Regions from separate parts of the Homo sapiens genome. Here region 1 is linked to region 2. The links are chromatin contacts, found by Hi-C or POLR2A ChIA-PET in ENCODE. All regions are on one chromosome and are shown on one strand. The core of a region is the stretch at or near the end of the contact, and the rest is flanking DNA. Distances in the headings are between cores, read along the strand shown.

The links. A loop is a pair of places that touch in the nucleus more often than their neighbours do. ChIA-PET counts read pairs that join two places held with the same protein, here RNA polymerase II (POLR2A). Pooled maps may share reads with other maps.
Region 1: a loop to region 2 is called in a map of IMR-90, with 5 times the contacts of the local background. The contact joins the enhancer-like site here to the promoter of RPS27L in region 2. A Hi-C loop is called at or near these places in 5 of 168 maps with a recorded cell type or tissue (HepG2, IMR-90, PC-9 and 2 more), 1 of 37 single-sample maps with no recorded cell type and 6 of 50 pooled maps. POLR2A ChIA-PET finds 5 or more read pairs at or near these places in 11 of 52 experiments (A549, AG04449, AG04450 and 8 more).

What each region holds. Positions count from the first base shown.
Region 1 is chr15:63,090,190-63,096,427 of GRCh38, reverse strand. No RefSeq gene overlaps it. Among named protein-coding and RNA genes, the nearest start is that of LACTB, 29 kb to the left of the region's middle. RefSeq lists an enhancer at 2,286-6,082. Within about 2 kb of position 2,672, at least 5 of the 41 ENCODE cell types and tissues checked have a DNase peak (open chromatin) inside an H3K27ac peak, as active enhancers do; they include IMR-90, where a contact is called at or near this core.
Region 2 is chr15:63,155,992-63,161,864 of GRCh38, reverse strand. It overlaps RPS27L (ribosomal protein S27 like), which reads left to right and starts at 4,388. Exons shown (of 4, transcript NM_015920.4): 1 at 4,388-4,465; 2 at 5,344-5,452. The coding sequence starts at 4,460. RefSeq lists a silencer at 4,015-4,114 and enhancers at 4,296-4,869, 4,265-4,924, 5,075-5,164, 4,449-5,648.

The DNA.
Region 1 (6,238 bases), core at 1,423-3,922, 64 kb after region 2:
GCATGAGAATTGCTTGAGCTTGGGAAGCGGATGTCACAGTAAGCTGAGATTGCATCACTGCACTCCATCCTGGGTGACAGAGTGAGACTGTCTCTAAATAAATAAATAAATACAATTATAAAGTGCTAGTCAAATGCAAGTTGGTAGTGAAACAGGCCTTGACATATTTCATAGTCACTTTATAATTCTTCCATCAAGGCTGGACAAGTGTCACCTTAGCACAGATCAACCCAGATCAACATACTGAAGATTTAGGAGCACAAGATTCTTTAATAGAGGATATTTTTCTGCCCTGCTTCTTCCAATTGCAGTATATCATATTTGATCATTGTAGTGCTTGATGAATTTATTTTGCAACTTACTACGATAGAATGAGAAATCACTGGCTTTTCCAAATAGATCATGGCTGTCTCCCCATTGGAGAAAGAGGTACTCTGTAGAGTAACTAGGTTAACTCAGAATATCTACACCCTGAAAGGCCAGTTTTCTTTTTATAATGTAAACACATTAAGGGAATTTGGAAATAAAGAGAAATCATCCAGAATTCTACCATCTTAACACAGCTCTGTGTTTTTGCCCATTACAGCCTAGTTGGCATCCATAAGCACTTAAGAGGGCTGTAGTTACAATGTACATATCATTTTGGTTTTCTGCCCCTTTTTCACTTATGCATTTCTCCACATTTCCTTTTTCTTCTTTTTGTGATTATACTTTGATAGGCATCTACATTTCTACCTAGCCTCCGTGTTTATCATTTTAATGGTGAAATAATATTCCATCAACTGAATTAATCATGATTCCTTTTGGGTGAAGATATAGGTTGTCGCCAGGTTTTTCTTTTTCTACTATTAATAATGCTACAACAAACGGGCCAGGCACGGTGGCTCACACCTGTAATCCCGGCACTTTGGGAGGCCGAGGTGGGCGGAACACCTGAGATCAGGAGTTGGAGACCAGCCTGACCAATATAGTGAAACCCCATCTCTACTAAAAATACAAAATTAGCCGGGCCTGGTGTCACACACCTGTAATCCCAGCTACTTGGGAGGCTGAGGCAGGAGAATTGTTTGAACCTGGGAGGTGGAGGTTGCAGTATGCCGAGATTGCACCATTGCACTCCAGCCTGGGCAACGAGCAAAACGCTGTTTCAAAAAATAAAAATAATGCTACGACAAGTGGCTTCTTAAATATAGCTTTTTGCCTTTGTTGAAAACCAAAGTCTCCAGGATAGAATTATTAGCTCAAAGCTTAAAAACTCTTTAGAGTTCTTGCAAATATATTTCTATTGCTTTCCAAAAGGATCCCACAAATTTTAATGCCATTAACATATTTGATCTCATTGCTAACATTCCAGCATTGAGCAATTTATTATAAAATTTTACCAATTTAATAGGTATCAAATGCTGTCTCTTTTAAAATGCTATTTTTATTTCCACAAAGGAAAGACAGTTTTCAAGGGCTACTTTTTTAGAGGGAAAAGTTTTGTCACCAGAAAGATAAATCCAGGTAGCTGATAGTATCTTCATTTACTCTTTTGTCCATACCAAGGACGTAGGAGAGTGATTTGGCACTCAGCCTCCCCTTTAGAGGTTGAGAGCAGCTAGATCTGCCCCTTTAAACCATGACATCCAGGTCTATGGTATGCAGCAGAGTGGATACTACTGAAATAGTTTACACATTCTTGCTGGAACTTACTAATACAGTTTCAGTTTTACTGAACTTCTAAACCAGCAACATAAGTTAAGGATCCAGGAATATTAGATTGGCAACATGCAAATTGACTATCATCTAACAACTGGCATCTAGACTCAGTCAGAAGGAGTTTTCAGGCAAACAGAATCTGGTGTGATGTTTATAGCTGTGTAGCGGGAGCCAGGCCTCTTAGCTTTGCTATTTGTGTCAGTTCCCAAGGGAACTTAAGTGGCAAAAGCCCACTTCAATTTTCTCAGTTTTAGGTTGCCCATTTGCCTGAAAGAAGTGATGTGAAACTTGTGAACCAGAATCTTGGGAATATTCTGAGAATCTCAGATGGAAGGGACCATTTTAATTATGAAATCTTTTTTCATTAAAAAAAAAAATCAGGTAACCCTTTCCCCATTTCACATTTCTGGTTCAGGTACTCAATAAAATGCAAATAGAATGACAGAATTTACTTTGATGAGCTCAAAATCAGTAGCAAAATATAAATCAAGATGCCTTATTAATAAAAAAGTTAAAGATTTGTTAAAAACAATAATGTAAACAGAGATGATTGTAGGTATTTAGGATGTTTAATTGTGTCCCATCCTGCCTTGCCCTTTACATATTTAGCATTTTTTTCTGATAGGAAAGTAAATTGTAGATTGGAAAAAAATCTTATTTTAAAAACAATTGCATGAAGCACATATTATTATGGTGTCTTCATTTTACAAATGAGGAAACAGACTTAAAGAGGCTGAGGGCCCCGAGGTCACACTGCTCAGGAGTGTGTCTCAGCTCCCTTATTCAAACTCTTCTGTTTCTAAGGGTTTACTCTTCTTGCATTTGAAATTGAGCAAAAGTTTAAATTCTTTTACCCAGGCTGCAGAATGGGTCTGGGAAAGACGGTAATGCTGTTGAGAGGCTCACGCATGCAGGTGCTGGGGAGAAGCCATTGGGTGGAGAATATGTGAACAGCAGGTGGCAGCAGTGTCTTTGGAGTGCGTGGTTGTCCCAGGCAGTCCCCGGAAAGCAAGGTCCATGCAATACCATGGAGCCCTGAACCTAATGCCTGACCTTTCATCTCTGACCTCCTGCTGAGCCAGGTGTACTACCTGCCACCTAGTAAGGTACAGTGTATCCCTGGGGAAGGAATTGGGGAGAATATTGGGAAACAGGTGACTTGGGAGTCATTTATAATTGAAAGGCTCCCATCTGGGTAACTGGTATAATGTGTGGTGGTGTGACTCTGGCGTGTTACTTAGCTTCTCTGTTCTTCAATATCCTTTCTGTAAAATGGGGATAATGGCCATCTGCCTCTCAGGATCACTGAGATGATTAAGGGAATGTGATATCTACAAAGCCCTTGGAACAGCCCAGTACTGGGCGCACACTATGTGTACGTTACCTATTATTAATATTCTTTGTTGAAGGCTTTATCGTTTGCAGTGGACTTTCATACCTATCATTTCATTCCATCCTCCCACCATATTTTAAGATGCAAATATTACACCCATTTAATATAATAGAGGCGGACACCGGTTGAGCCAGAGAAAGTACAAATTAGCACGAGCTTTGAAGTCAGACAGATTGGAAGTCAGGCTCATTAGAGTTGTGGGATTTGTGCAAGTTACTTAATGCTTTGGAGCCTCAGTTTCTTTCTAAATGAGTGATAATATTACCTATCTTGTGGGTTTATGACAACATACATGAAGTTTAAAACAACATACATGGTTTAAAACAATATATATGAAGCCATCTGGTGTGGTTCCTCTTCCATAGTGAACACTTAAAATTATTCAAGGGATGTTTTAAAACATCAAAAAGTATTTAGACAGGCACGGTGGCTCATGCCGGTAATCCCAGCACTTTGGGAGGCCGAGGCAGGCGGATCGCCTGAGGTCAGGAGTTCGAGACCAGCCTGGCCAACATGGTGAAACCCCATCTCTACTAAAAATACAAAAATTAGCCAGGTGTGGTGGCGCATGCCTGTAATCCCAGCTACTCGGGAGGCTGAGGCAGGAAAATCGCTTGAACCCGCGAGGTGGAGGTTGCAGCGAGCTGAGATCGCGCCACTGCACTCCAGCCTGGCGACAAAGCGAGACTCCATCTCAAAATAAATAAATAAATACAAAGTATTTAAAAAGGCAAGTAAATTTACTTACAATCCACCACCTAGAAATAACCTTGTTATTACTATGATGTGTTTTTTTCCCCTAGTATTTGTAAGTGATATGGCCGAGCTCCCATCACATATGTGTAAGTCACTCGACCAAGGTGCCAAAGCTAAGACAGGGGCAGAGCTGGGCTCACACACCAGGCAGGGCTGCCTCCAGGGCCAGGTTCTTCTGTGTAGCTACTTCTCCACACTTCCTCAATCAAGTTAAGGATTAAATGTCTTTTGAGAAACTGATGAAAAAATATTTCAAGTGTTTCAAGTTTGAAAATATACACTTACATTCAAAAGCATGTAAAGAAACCAGAGGTACCTAAGACAATCTTATCATATAGTTCAAGGCTGGAATTCTGCCCAGAAGGTAGGGTTTCACTTGCAAAACATGAATTTCTACAGATTTTTGTTTGGCCAACATTTTCACTGTTAAAACATTACTGTTCAAGCTGTTACAACTACAACAAGTAAATTTGGAAAAATCAGTGAACTAATCATTTGACAAATGGATTAAATTGAGTGAATTAATGATTCAGCAGATTGGGTCTTTGGGTGCACTGATTTTTTGGCAAATTGGCTCGCATCTATTAACATGGAGTAGTGCTCAATGTATGTGCTTGTTGAATTAATTAACACATGAATGAATGAGTGCATTGAATCTTGCCATAAATAAAATGATCTTTCCCCCCGAAGGTCAATGACTTTACATGATGTCAGCATTTTAAGAGCCCCAAAAGCTTCTTGAGACAGATATTCTGATTCTAGGGTCACGGCTACTCACCATGTGTGCATCCCAACTCCAAATCCACACTCATTGCCTGGTTGGCTCCTCAGTGAGAGCTGGTGCTTCCCTGTTGGTTCTTAGGGTTGAAGCCCGCTCACTATGGGTCTTGGAGTCAGAAGACCCAGGTTTGAATGTCACTGGGCTTGTCCACATCTTAGCCACGGAACACTGGCCAAGCCAGTGCACCCTGGAACCGTGTTGTCACTGATTACATGGGGACAGTGCTGATGTCTGTCCTGCTTTGTTCCCAGCATCACTGTCACTATCAAATAAAATGGAAATGCTCTCTGGGAGCCGGAAAGTGCTAGGTGAATTTTAGTTCTTTATGAGTTCATTATTATGAAAACCACAGTGGCCATGTGTGTGCTCTGTCATGGAGGGAGTAGGAAGGCTGGGGACGGGTCTCAGGGAAGGAGGGCCATGCCTGCTCGCTGGTAGAGGGTCACTACTCACCTTTGCTCTTTGGTCTCTGCCTTTCTGGTCACTGACACGCATGATAGAAGGGCACACACACCTATTAAACTGCTTCCCCCAGGTCATCTGCCAGTGAGGAGCTGGCAAACCCCAGTGGCCCTACAAACGCCTCCTCACTGGCTGCTTCAGGCTGAGGTCATTTGCCCGGAGCCCCTGGGGTGGGGTGAGAGGGAAGCCGGGGTCCTCCCAGTCACCTTGGGCCCTGTGCGGCCAGGCTGGGTGGCATCCTCCTCCGTCTGGCCTCTCTGCTCCCAGCTCTGAACGCAGCCTGAGAGAGGGCAGAAGGGGTGTCTGCTGGGCACCTTTGCTGCCTCACAGCCAAAGAAACCTGGCTGGGGAGGGCCGGGCAGGGAGGGCACACAGCTGGGCATGACAGGGAGGGCGTGTAATGGCGTAAGCTTGGGAACAGGATCAAAGACAAAGAACGAGGGGGCAAGAGGTGTCTGGAGAACGCAATTTTTTCCTCCTCCCTTTTCTCAAGTGTAAGAGTAAAATCATTAAAGAAAATAATGCGCCCTTCAAAGGCGAATTGGCAATCAGTGTTGAATTTTAGTGCTGGAGTGGGTGACAGCACATCCCAGCTGCAGTCAGGAGACCTACCGCTGCTGAGTGACGCTGCACCAGCCACCCGCCATCAGCCACCAGCCCCCAGCCAAGCGGTCATTTACCACCCACTTGGTCTGGCTCACTTTCTGTTTCCTGAGTTATATTAGCTCTAGTGGAGACCTACCATAACAGTTCATCACGCTTGAAAGGTGCTTCTTCCTCCCAGAGAACTTCACGTCCACCCTCTAAAAGCTCATCTGTCTGAACAGCCCTTCAGGGTTAAAAGCACCTGTGCTCAGATGGACTCTGAATTGGAAGGTTCTGAGGTTCCATCTAATCCTGTTATTACCCAGACTTCAGCTGGGCTCTCATTTCACCTCTCAGAGATTTGGTTCAATTTAGCCTGGACCCCAATTCCAGGGCCAGTTTAAGACCATTACAGGCCCCAGGGTCTTTTAATTATGGAGTCCGCATTCCACATAATATCAAACACATTAGAATATACCCATATTTCACATTGAGTATCACATTTTTGCTGTAGAAAGGATCAAAAGGACTTTATTAATCTTGCTTTTGAAATTATAGCT
Region 2 (5,873 bases), core at 3,139-5,638:
ATCACCTGAGGTCAGGAGTTTGAGACCAGCCTGGCCAACATGGTGAAACCTCGTCTCTACTAAAAGTACAAAAATTAGCTGGGCATGATGCGTGCACCTGTAGTCCCAGCTACTTGGGAGGCTGAGGCACAAGAATCACTTGAACCCAGGAGGCAGATGTTTCAGTGAGCCGAGATCGGGACCACTACACTCCAGCCTGGAATTCCATCTAAAAAAAAAAAGAATTTGGTAAAGGGAGATGGGAGTAGAGATGGCCCCCACACCCTTCTGAGGTGAAGGGAGCCAGTGCCAAATGGAAGGTTTCAGTGGCACCTACTTAGACCTGGCCAGCTAGAATGGATGGAAAGTTCTCAGGGCAGTAAATAGGATTTTGACTGGTGCTCTACAGTTCTTTGGAAAGCCAGGTGGGAGCTCCTTCTGCAGGATCCCTGAGAGCAGGGTGCCAAGTGTAAAGGGACTCCAGGGCCCTCCATCTGCCATCAGTGCAGGGGCCTGAAAACATTTTAGGAGAAACTGAGCTTTGGAGGAGGAGGCAGAGTTGTAATTAGAGTCCAGGTCTTCTTGACCTGGAAAATTTTATTTCTCAGGCTGCCTGTGAGTGTCTGAGAGGCTGGAGGATTTTGACACTACACCGGGCATTAGTTAACAAGAACTGAAGCCATAACTAGGCCTAATAATCAGAAATTGTTCTGAGACCTATGATACATGAAGTGCCAAAATAAATTCCAACTTAATTAAAAAGTTAAAGAATAAATATCACAAGAGAATTAGAAGAAAGCAACGGCAAATATTCAGTTAATCCTACAGTGACCAAGTCCTCTCTAAACACAATAGCAAAAGGGAAAAAAGCAATAAATTTGAAATATGTATGTGTGTGTGTGAATATATAACATTAAAAACTTCTGCATGATTAAAACAAATTATCAAAAAATAAAATTAGGCAGGGCACAGTGTGTCACAGTGTAATCCCAGCATTCTGAGAGGCAGAGGCAGGAGGATTGCTTGAGGCTGGGAGTTTGATGCTGCACTCCAGCCTGGGCAATAGAGCAAGACCCTGTTTCAAAAACACAAGAAAACAAAAGTAGAAAAATGCTAATGGCCAATAAGCATATGGAAAATATTAATTACAACAACAATGAAATATGACAAAGTATTAGTTCAAAACAATAGTTCTTCTGGATTGAGATAGGGAAAAACAAAATATCCAGTATTATCAAGGGTGCAAAGAAAGGGACATTCACATACATTTATATCTGGAAAATAAATTGGTTTCGCTTTTCTGGAGGGTAATTTGGCAGTTTATATTACAAACCTTAAAATGTGCATAACTTTTGACTCAGCAATTCCTCCTCCAGGAATTTATCCTAAGGGAATGAGGACAAACACAAAAACGTATCTATAAAAATGTTTATTGTAGCGTTAATAATGAAAAGTTGCTGGGAGGGAGTACTGAATGTTAAGCTTTGACAGAGCTAGGTAGTGGGTACATGGATCTTCATTTATTGCATTAATTTTCTATTGTTGCTGTAATCAATTACCATAAATGTAATGGCTTAAAACAACATAAATGTATTTATTTATTTATTTATTTATTTATTTATTTATTTATTGAGACAGAGTCTCGCTCTGTTGCCCAGGCTGGAGTGCATTGGCGCCATCTCCGCTCACTGCAACCTCTGCCTCCCAGGTTCAAGCAATTCCCCTGCCTCAGCCTCCCAAGTAGCTGGTGTCTACAGGTGTGTGCCACCACGCCCGGCTAATTTTTGTATTTTTAGTAGAGACGCAGTTTCACCATGTTGGCCAGGCTGATCTCGAACTCCTGACCCCAGATGATCTGCCCACCTTGGCCTCCCAAAGTGCTGAAATTACAGGCAACAAGACAAATTTATTATCTTACAGTTCTGGACAGAAGTCTGAGCCAGGTCTTATTGGGCTAAAGTTGAGATGTTGGCAGGGCTGTGTCCCTCTTTGGGAGATCCAGGAGGGAGTCCATTTCCTTGCCTTTTCCAGCTTCTAGACGCTGCCCACATTCCTTGGCTCATGGCCCTCTTCCATCTACAAGCCATCAACATAGCACCTCTCAGACCTTCCATTACCACATCTCCTTCTCGCTCTTCTGTCTTCCTCTTCCACTTTCAAGAACCCTTGTGATTCCACTGGGCCTACACAGATAATCCAGGATACTCCTTCTAGATTAAATCAGCTAATCAGCAACCTTTATTCCACTTGCCATGTAACTAAAGGTTCTGAGGATTAGGCCACTGATGTCTTTGGGGGCCACTATTCTGTGTATACAATTGTATTATTCTATATACTTATATACATTAAATATTTAATATTCACCAATTTTTATTAATTTTTAAGTATCAAATATTTAAAAACCCAAACCTAATGCCCAATTTAGTGTATGGCTGAAGTGAAAATATATATAGTCACAGGACAAATGCTATATGCCCATTAAGAAGCATAATGTAGAATATTCCAGCCTGGGCAACATGGCGAAACCCCATCTCTACAAACATTACAAAAATTAGCCAGGCGTGGTGGCTTGTACCTGCAGTCCCAACTACTCAGGAGGCTGAGGGGGGACAATTGCTTGAGCCCAGGAGGTCGAGGCTGCAGTGAGCCAAGATTGTGCCACTGCACTCCAGCCTGGGCAACACAGTGAGACCTTATTTAAAAAAAAAAAAGAATATGTAGTGACATGGAGTGATGCTCATTTTATAGTAAGTGGGAGGAAAATTCAAGTCTACAAAAGATTATGCACAAGATGATCCCAATTAGGTTAAGTCAAAACCCAAAATAAACCTATATCCAAGAGAGTAAAAAATATTGGGAAGGATATAGGTCAAAAGTTAAAAATGTTTATTTACAGATGGTAAATTTTCTTCTATTTTTCTGCATTTCCCAAAATGTATATTATACATGTATCCTTTTTGCAAAGACAAATAAGGTGATTAAGAACATCAAGTCAGGGCGGGACGCGGTGGCTCACGCCTGTAATCCCAACACTTTGGGAGGCCAAGGCGGGCAGATCACTTGAGGTCAGGAGTTCGAGACCAGCTTGGCCAACATAGTGAACCCCCCCCCCACCATCCCCCGTCTCTACTAAAAACACAAAAAGTAGCCGGACATGGTGATGGACACCTGTAATCTCAGGTACTTGGGAGGATTGAGGCAGGAGAATCGCGTGAACCCAGGAGGCGGAGGTTGCAGTGAGCCAAGATCGCGCCACTGTACTCCAGCCTGGGTGACAGAGCAAGACTCTGCCAAAAAAAAAAAAAAAAAAAAAAAAAATCCAGTTAGACCAATTTTCTGGTAAAGTGTCTTTCTGGTTTCTTGCCTTTTGGTCGCCCATGACACCCATTTTTCAAGCATAGAGTTTCCTCCTCAAAAATAGAGCATGCTGTCACGCGCCGGTAGTCCCAACTACTTGGGAGGCTGAGGTGGAAGGACTTCTTGAGCCTAGGAATTGGAGACAAGCCTGGGCAATATAGCAGGACCCTGTCTCCAAGGAAAAAAAAAAAAAAAAAAAGAATAATGGCGTGTTCCTGTGGTCCCAGCTACTCGGGAGGCTGAGGCGGGAGAATCGCTTGAGCCCAGGAGGTCGAGGCTGCAGTGAGCTGTGATGGCACCATTGCATTCCAGCCTGGGCAAAAAAGCGAGACCTTGTCTCAAATAATAATAATGATAAAGACTCATGTTCGGTCATCGGTGACATTCGCCTTTCTCAGGCCCCCTAGTTGTCCACTCTGCAAAGGACGAGTAATCCTCGGAAGGGGTGGGGCCTCTTAGTGAATGAGGCACAGCAGCGAATCCGTGCTGTTTTAAAAACTTTTTTTCAGAACAAAGCAAACCTAAGGCACAGCCATACCCCGCAGAAAACTTCGAAATCTGCGCCTTGAAAAGGGAAGCCAAAAGGATACGAGCCTCTTTCATAATCTCTCTGGCACGTATTAATGGTTAATAATACTGTATTTTTTAATACACAAAAGAAGAGAATAGTGGCATTGCCCCGTGTGCCCACCCCCAGAGCTAACCGAGAGCGGCCGGGCCAGGGGGCCGGGGGCTGAGCGGCCCGCCGGGTTCCGGGGTGGCGCCGGCCCCGGTGGCCGCGGGCGCTCCCTCGCCATGGCCTAAGCCCGAGGCCGCTCCCCAGCCAGATTCTGGCCTCAGGCACTGCAGAGCCCGCGGCGCTCGCCAACAAGCCCGTTAGACCCACGGGACTTGGCACCCTGGAACGCTCACCATCCCCGGGTCTTCCCTGCGCCCTGGACCCGAGTACCCTGCTGCGGCGTCCCCCTACCACCGAGAGGAGGGCCTAGAGCAGACAAGCCCGCCCCGCCGCTCCTCCCAGCAGCTTCTATCCCGGAAGTTGATGCCGAGCGCAGATCGCTTGCAGCTTGCTAGCTGTGTGGGCTGGGAGGTCTGGTAGGGCTGAGCTTGCAAGAGGATCAACATGCCTGTGAGTTGTTTACATCGGGCTCCGGGTTTGTTTTGGGCTTCTTTACCGAGAGTCATATGGGACGGATGAGTCCGGCTGCCTCTCGGGCCTGTAGTGTCCGAGAGTGGCGAGGCGGCTCAGGTTGCGCAGCGTCTTCGCGCGTGGCGGGCATGTAGTGACTTGCCCGGTCACCGCGGCGCGGCTGGCCCTGCAGGGGCGTGGGCTGCAATTCAGAGGCGGTGGCTGGGAGGGGAACAGTTCTCTGTGTAGCTTATGAGCGGTCTTGGTCTTTGAGGATGCCCCTGAGGTTGTGATCTTTGGGTCTTTTGGCTTTCCCAGTGATTGGTGTTTCTCGCCCCCTCTGCCTTCTTTCGGAAGCGATTTCCTACTTGTTTTCCTTTTTTAAAAACTGTCCTCGTTGTTGCCTTATATATTAATTCCGTCAAGGACGGTCGCTCAGCAAGAATTCCTGTCAGATCAGCTGTTGAGCCACAGGAGCAAAAATCACCCAGGCGCTGACGTTGTCTGGTCTACTTCAGCAGTTTCTACTCTAAGCGAGTCCACAGTCGGGGTCACTTTCTTTGCTTAGCACCTCGACTTCGCGCAGTTTTCATCGAAGACAGTTCATTACGCAGTTGAGTAAAGAAGGACAAAGTTTGCCTTACCATATGTTTCCTGATCGTGCGAAAGCCCTTTTCTAGGGACTTGGAGAACACAAGTATTATGAAAAGTACTGATGAAAGTTATTAACAGGTTTCGAAAAATAACTTTACTATCTGACGTGTTGCTTCTGCCGAGGATGACCGTTATTCCTGTTTTTGCATGTATATTTCACGTATGGTTAAATGTGCCAGCGTTGTGGTTTAAAACTAATAGTAATAATATGCTTCTTTGTTCAGTTGGCTAGAGATTTACTACATCCGTCCTTGGAAGAGGAAAAGAAAAAACATAAAAAGAAACGCCTAGTACAAAGTCCAAATTCTTACTTTATGGATGTAAAATGTCCAGGTAAAATTTGAAATCTTAATTCCTTTACTAAAGAAAATTTCTGTAGGGATTGCTAGTGTGGTGTGTATAGTTAAGATACATTAGAACCCTCTGTTGAGTAGAAGTGGGATTACAGAATTGGAAATGTCAGGGACATTTTCATAATAAATGTACTGAAACCATTGTAGAAACATTTCGGGGTAAGTGAAAACAGGCATTCAAAGGAGATATGCCATTTGACTTAGCAAGTCTTTAAGCTCTTCAGACGATGAGTTTTCTGTTTCATGATACAAAGAAAAGTCTGTTGATTCTTCAGTCTAAAGCTGTGCTGCCCAATACAATGGCCATTAGCTGAATGTGGCTACTGAGCACTTGTGGATAATCAAAATGTGGATACTCAAAATAGAGATGTTCTTTAATTGTAAAATACTCACTGGATTTT